2 separate regions of the Homo sapiens genome follow, and region 1 is linked to region 2. Evidence: chromatin contacts called from ENCODE Hi-C data. All regions are on one chromosome and are shown on one strand. The core of a region is the stretch at or near the end of the contact, and the rest is flanking DNA. Distances in the headings are between cores, read along the strand shown. Region 1 holds the start of DIP2A (disco interacting protein 2 homolog A). Region 2 holds the start of UBE2G2 (ubiquitin conjugating enzyme E2 G2).

Region 1 (3,579 bases), core at 87-2,586, 1.7 Mb before region 2:
AACCAACCATTTATACGACTTTTTTTTTTTACTTTAAAAAATTCCATGAGGGGGCTAACAACTCCTAAGTGTTATGTGCTTTGCATATATTAAGGTATTTTAGCCTCATAACAATCCAAAATGGAAAGTGCTGGTATAACCCCACTTTATAGATAATAAAATGAGGCACAGGGTGCAGCTCCTAGAGTATGAGGCGCGCGGCAAGGGCTCCCAGCTCCAAGGGAAGTAGCTGCCTGCGGACAACGGGCGCAGTCATCCTGGTGAAGCCCAGACCAAGCCCAGACCTACAGCCTTGAGAAAAGCGGGGCTCACAGCTTGGGGCAAAAGTGGTCATTCCTCTCAAGATTCTCACACCTGTCCAAACGACCTAGTCAAAGCCAGTCCTTGGGGTCGGATCCCATTGGGGGAGCAGCTGGGGATAGGGAAAGGTCTCCAGAAGTTTGGCAGGCGTCCCGGGGTGAGGAGTAAGGGTCCCAGGTGTGAAGGGCCTGGGGGGAGGAGTCCTTGTATGGGGGAGGGGTCCTTGTATGAGAGGCGGGGCAGTGGTCCCTGGTTTGAGGGGCCGCGCGGGTGTCCCGGGGCTGAGGGTCGGGAGTCCGGAGGGGCAGCGCGGGGCTCCCAGGGTGAAGGGCGGGGTCCCCGGGGTGAGGGGCCGCGCGGGGTTCCGGGGGTGAGGGGCAGGAGGTCCCGGGGGTGAGGGGCGGGAGTTCCCGGGGGTAAGGGGCCGGGGTCTCGGGGCGAGGGGTCGTGCTGGGGTCCCACATGAGGGGCGGGGTCCTAGGGTTGAGGAACGGTGTCTCCGGGGCGAGGGGCGGGTTCCAGGGTAGAGGAACCGGGGTCCCGTTGAGGGGCAGAGGTCCCAGGGGCGAGGCCGCGTGGGGGTCCCGGGGGTGAAGGGCGGGGGTCCTGGAGTGAGGGGCCGCGCGGGGGTCCCGGAGTGAGGGGCTGCGCGGGGGACCGGGCTGAGGGCGGGTCGCGGGGGTTGAGGGCGGGGTCCGGCTCACCTTCCGACAGCTCCAGCTCCAGCTCAGCCAGGCTCTCCCGCACCTCGGCAGGCAGCGGCGCCGCCTCCAGCGGGCACCCGCGGTCAGCCATGGCCAGGCCGGCTAGCGTCCGGGCAGAGGCTGGAACCGGACCGGGCCTGGCGGCGGCAGCGCAAACCTCGGCTACGTAGCTCCCCTCAGGCCAACAACCTACATCCGCCAGGCGAGGAGCGGGAGGCGGCGGGACAGGGGCGCGGCCAGGACAGCAACGCACCCGCGCGGGCACGAGCGCGGATGGCTCCGCCGCGCCGCCGCTGCCCCGCGCGCTCCTGAGCGCCCGGCCGGCCCTACACGGGAGCGCGTGCGCGGCGGGAAGGGCGGGTAGCGAGCGCGCGTGCGCAGTGGGTCTCGGGCCCGCGCAGCCCTCCCGGCCCCGCCCAGCAACACCAGAGCCTCGCTTCCATTGGCCCCGAAGACGCGTCGATGCCGCTCCGGGCTCCCATTGGGAGAGGCGGGAGAGCGCCGCTCCCGACAGGCTCTGCGCTGGGCCTGCTTGAGGGTGGCGGGCTTGAGGCGGGCAGGCTGCTTAGTTGCGGCCCGAGGCGCCTAAGTGGGGATGACCAACCCGTGGGCGTTGGCGCTGACCCCTAGGCGCCGCTGGTGGCCCCGCGCGCGGCCCTCCGGCCAGCCCCGCCCCTCTCGGGGCTCCTCCTTGGTCCCCGCGCCATGGCGCGTCCGCGTTGACCGCTGTCTTCCCTTTCGGGCTGTGCTGATCGCGAACGCTGCGCAGTCCGTGGTGGCGTCGAGGCACCTTTCTCGTGCCTTTACCTGTGTTCACTCCTTTGCTTTAAAAAACAGCCCTAGAAGTACACATCGTTGGCCCCGAAGGAGCCCCAGCAGCCATGTCGGACCGCGAGGTGACCTTGGAGGGCGGGAGGACGGACGAGGGGCCTGGCGGAGCTAGACTGAGAGGGCGCCGCCGGCGTCCTGAAGGCCCTGCTCCCCGAATGTGTGGGAGTGTGTCTGACGGTGCGAGGGTGGCTGTGGCGGGGCCTGAGCAGCGTGTCCGTGTCCCGATGCCGCCCGCCTGTTACTGAGTTAGGCAGGAGTGCCCGAGTCTGGCGAACTTCAGCAGTTCTCGTTCCAGAGCTCCACACGAGGTTGGCCAAAGCTTTGCGGGACTTACATACCCTTCTTCCTCCGCCCAGTCCTGCTTCCTTCCCCTTCCTTTCACGGGTGTTGATACCATGTCAACATCCTCGTACCCCAAACTCAGTCGCAGCGTCTGCTTCTGGAGAAACCATTCTGCAGCATTAAAGCTGGTGAGAAGATGGGATTCGAGGCTGCATCACTCACCAGTGGTGAAGTAGGAGGGTGAACTAGTGAAATGGAATCCACGAGTGGGTGAAGTATCAGACATTTCATATATGGTGAACGTAGTAGATAAAAGGAAGGAAAGGGGGATTGGATAGCTATTGCTTAGTGCCAACCGAGACTCTTAAGAATAGTGGTCAGCTGAAGGCAAGCAACAAACAGTTGTAAGCCAGTGAATCTGTCCCGTTACATATAGAGAAGCTTCATTTACTGCAGCAGGTCAAAGACAAGAACCAGGCCCAGGAATTAACATCCCTGTTTGACTGAACTCCAAAAATAGCAAAACACCCAAACAAGGCAATACTCTTCCACTAAGTTTGGATCCCTGCTAAGAAAAGATGAGGCTGGGCACAGTGGCTCACACCTGTAATCCCAGCACTTTGGGAGGCCAAGGCGGGAAGATTGCTTGAGTTCAGGAGTTCAAGACCAGCTTGGGCAACATGACAAAACCCCATCTCTACTGAAAACACAAAAAATTAGCCGGGCATGGTGGCCACGGCTGTGGTCCCAGCTGCTTGGGAGGCTAAGGTGGGTGGATCACCTGAGCCCTGGAAGTCAGGGCTGTAGTGAGCTGTGACTGCACTCCAGCCTGGGCAACAGGAGTGAGACTCTGTCTTTTAAAAAAAAAAAAGAAAGAAAAGAAAAGCCCGTCATACATGGGTTGGAGATACCTGGGTAGATGCCTTCAAAGGTTTTGACTCCCCAAACTGCCTTAAACCTTTTTTTCGTAGACAGTGTCTCACTCTGTTGCCCAGGCTGGAGTGCAGTTGCTGGATCATGGCCCACTGTAGCCTCAACTTCCTGGGCTCAAACGATCCTCCCACCTGAGCCTCCTAAGTAACTGGGACTACAGGTATGTGTCACCACACCTGGATACATTTTTTATTACTTGTAGAGGCAAGGTCTTGCTATGTTGCCCGGGCTTGTCTCAAACTTCTAGGCTCCAGTGAGCCATCACACCTGGCCTGCCTTGAACCTGAAGCCTGCCGGGGTGGCTCACCTCTCCTATTAACCTGACACTACTCCTCCTCCCTCCACTTACTGCTCAGTAGATGTATAATTATGGTTGTTTCTTTTGCATTATTCAGCTGGAAACAATGAGATAGAAAAGAGAATATAGCTCCCTCCCCCTCAGAAGAACTGCGTTATTAGTTTGCTGGGGCTTCAGTAACAAACTGGGCAGACATTTATTGTCTCCCAGTTCTGGAGGCTAGAAGTCTGA
Region 2 (3,216 bases), core at 175-2,674:
GAAGTAGGCAGGGACCCATGGCTCTCATGGAACACGCTTTTGGTTAGAGGCAACAGATAAGGGTAATACATTTATAGCATGCCAGTAAGTTCTATAGTACGGTGTGTTGAGTAGGTGTTGCAGAGAAAAAGGTATGCGGTGAAGGCCGGGTGGTGACGGCCTAGGCCACACTGAAGAGGCAACATTTGAGCAAAGACTGAAAGAGCAGGTGGGAAGAGTCGGGGACAAGAGCCGCCAGAAAGTGTTTCCGGGGAGGGAAGAGTCAGGGACTCTGAACCAGGCCAGGGCAGCTGGAGTGGAGTGAGAGGGAGGGAGGGTCTGGGAGTATGGCGGGGTGACCGGAGGCAGAGCAAAGCACTGCAGGACTTCAGCTTTACTGAGTGAAATGGGCGGAGCAGAGTGTGAATGTGATCAGACTTCTTTTCAAGGGATCATCTGCAATGCTGGAAAGGAAAAGACAAATGATAGATTATTGCAACAAACAGCCAGGCAAGAGATGCAAACTTTTTTTGCAAAGGTGTGTGTGTATATACATCCTTGCACCGGACAGCCACGAAGCACCTACTGTGCTGTGAAGTCAGTAAGGATGTGGGTTAAAATCGCTCACCTCACAGCGGGTCAATCGGGAAAGCACACCCACTCACTACAGCCATTATGGGAAAAAGGGCTCGCCCCTTACAGGATCCTCAACTGTGGAGAGGCCGGGAGCCCACGCGGGGCGCTGGGGAGTCTCTCAGCACCCCAGGGGTTCGGGCAGGGACCTGAGCCGCGCCCTCTCTCCCGGGGGTGCCCTGGGGTCGAGGCTGCTCGGCAGAGCCGGCGGTCAGTTCGAGCCGCGGGCCCGAACAGGGCTCTCCCCGCGGCTCTCTCCCTCGGAGTAGAAGGTGCTGGACCCGAACTCCAGCGGAGCCGCACAACACGTGGAGGAAAAGCGCCAGGACAGCTAACCTTCCCACCTTTTCAAACCTGAAACCCGGCCGGCTGGGGACGGTTGGAATGTTCAGTGCGTACCCGCACCTCAGGCCCCTTGTCTCCAGCCCCAGACCGCCCCGCGACCATCCTCCCCACCCCCCGACCTCTTATCTCGTCCCCGCCCTGTCTCCCCAACCTCCATCCTCCCCTCCACAACCCCCGTCCTCCCGCCCTTCGGCCACGCGCGGCTGGCACAGAACAGGCAGTTAGCGCACACACACTGGAACAGGCGCCACCGTTCAGGAAGTCTCTACAAGACCAGGACCCTGAGGCCTCTGGAAGTGCCGGGACCGAACCAACCCCGCAGAGCGACTAAGGCGAGGGCAGGAGCCAAGAGAATCGTAGCCGCGGTCGCGGGTTGAGCTCCCACCACCCGGACAGCGCGCCTCGGCGATCGCGCACGCGCCACGCCCCGGAAGAGTTCCTGGGCCCGCGACGGTGGCCCGGAAGCAGTCCCCGGTGTCGGGGCAGGAGGCACGCGCGCGGCTGAGGCGAGGTCGCTCGGCGCAGCTGTTGCGGGGCCATGGCGGGGACCGCGCTCAAGAGGCTGATGGCCGAGTACAAACGTGAGTCTGGGGACCCGGGCCGTCAGCAGCGTCCCGCGTTCCTGCTCCCGGGCCCGCGTCGTCCGGCGGGGCTGGGGCAGGGAGCCTGGCGGGGGAGCCGGGCCCGGGGCCTCCACCGTGAGCCCCCCTGTGGGTCCCGCGGAGTGCCGCGCCCTGCGCCCGCTGCCCACTCTCACGCGTGAAGTCGTGAAGAGAAGCCTTCCCAGCATCAGTAAAGGCAGCGCCGGCGCCGTGTTAGTTGAGAGCACACACAGTTGAGTCTTTGCGGGCTTGTTTTTTTCTCTTCTATTTTTTCTTTTCTTGGCAGCCTTGAGAACGTGCAGTGAGAGCTTGAGGAAGAAGGCCTGACTTGCTGCTGCGGAATTAGGAGGGAAAAGTGTATGCGTTAAAAGGGGAAAGGCTCGTTGGTGGAGCTTTGAAAGGTCAGATTTTGGCTTTCCCTCTAATGAAGGAAAAGGGTTTTTGAACAGTGCCACCTGTCACTCCTCCTAGGTAGTGTTGAGGAAACCTCTTGAGTGCTTTCCTACCCGGTAAATTAGATATTTCTAATGTCTGAGGAGAGCGAAGGGAGAAATGAGAACCTAGGAACACTCGGCATTCCATCGTTTTACACCGAATGCCCGCTTGGAAGAACTGCTGCGAGAAGTCTTGGAATACCATTGTGTTGAAAGCGCCAGGAGCCTGAGTCGCCGATGGAGACGAGATAGTAGCCGGCTAAGAGCAGGGCCTGAGTTCAGACCCGGCCTCTCTGCTTGTTAGCTCTTTGACCTTGTTCCTCTCTCTGTCTCTGCAGTTTCCTTGTCTTAAAAGGTTAAACTTGATACTGCAGGTGAAGTGCTTAGCAAAATACCTGATGTGTAACCCTTAATAAAGTTAGCTGCTGCTTTTGTAATTAGATTGAGGATAATTTTGGAAGAAAGTTAAGCTAAAAGAATGAATGTGAGAAAAAAAATAAGTGGTGAATATACATGTAGCTTGATTTCGTAAAACTATTGGTGACACCGCCCAGTAAGAGTTGATGTTTGGCTTAAGCAGACCAAAACGTTGCAAATACAGGCTCACTCACGTATGGTCATTCTTCCCTTGGTATCTGGAGGGGATTGGTTCCAGGCCCCGCTGCAGATACCAGAATCCTCGGATGCTCAAGTCCCTACTATAAGGTGGCGTGGTATTTGCATTTAATGTATGCATAGCCTCTCATAACTTTTAAATCATCTCAAGGTTACTTATAGTACCTAATGCAATGTAAGTGCTGCACAAATAGTTACACTGATTTTTTTTACTTGTATTTTTAAATCGTCATTTTTTATTGTTATTTTTTTCAAATATTTTGTATTCCTGGTTGGTCGAATCCATGGATATGCAGCCGCAGATACACAGGGCCTCCTGTAAACGTTCAAATAACGCTCGCCACCTAGTGTCTGCTAAAGCAGAACATAAAGGCACACCTCAGTTTCCCGCGCGCTTTGCTTTATTGAGCTTCACTTCGCAGATCTTGCATTTTTTACAAGTTTACAAGTTTTTTACAAGCAACCCTGCATGGAAGCAAGTCTGTTGGCACCATTTTTGCTCGCTTCGTGTCTCTCTCTTACATTTTAATCTATTACTGTGATCTATGATCAGTAATCTTTGATGTTACTATTGTAATTATTTTGGGGCATCACAAACTATGCCCATA

The links. A loop is a pair of places that touch in the nucleus more often than their neighbours do. Pooled maps may share reads with other maps.
Region 1: a pooled map shows a loop between it and region 2 (4-fold over the local background). The contact joins the promoter of DIP2A here to the promoter of UBE2G2 in region 2. A Hi-C loop is called at or near these places in 2 of 37 single-sample maps with no recorded cell type and 10 of 50 pooled maps.

What each region holds. Positions count from the first base shown.
Region 1 is chr21:46,456,648-46,460,226 of GRCh38, reverse strand. It overlaps DIP2A (disco interacting protein 2 homolog A), which reads right to left and starts at 1,336. Exons shown (of 38, transcript NM_015151.4): 1 at 1,005-1,336. The coding sequence starts at 1,095. It overlaps LOC124905046 (a long non-coding RNA gene), which reads left to right and starts at 1,514. Exons shown (of 2, transcript XR_007067915.1): 1 at 1,514-1,900. RefSeq lists enhancers at 143-212, 1,983-2,122 and silencers at 933-1,002, 1,193-1,742.
Region 2 is chr21:44,800,028-44,803,243 of GRCh38, reverse strand. It overlaps UBE2G2 (ubiquitin conjugating enzyme E2 G2), which reads left to right and starts at 1,424. Exons shown (of 6, transcript NM_003343.6): 1 at 1,424-1,538. The coding sequence starts at 1,496. It overlaps LINC01424 (long intergenic non-protein coding RNA 1424), which reads right to left and starts at 1,003. Exons shown (of 2, transcript NR_109928.1): 1 at 608-1,003. RefSeq lists silencers at 806-855, 1,356-1,575, 1,636-1,695 and an enhancer at 1,243-2,198.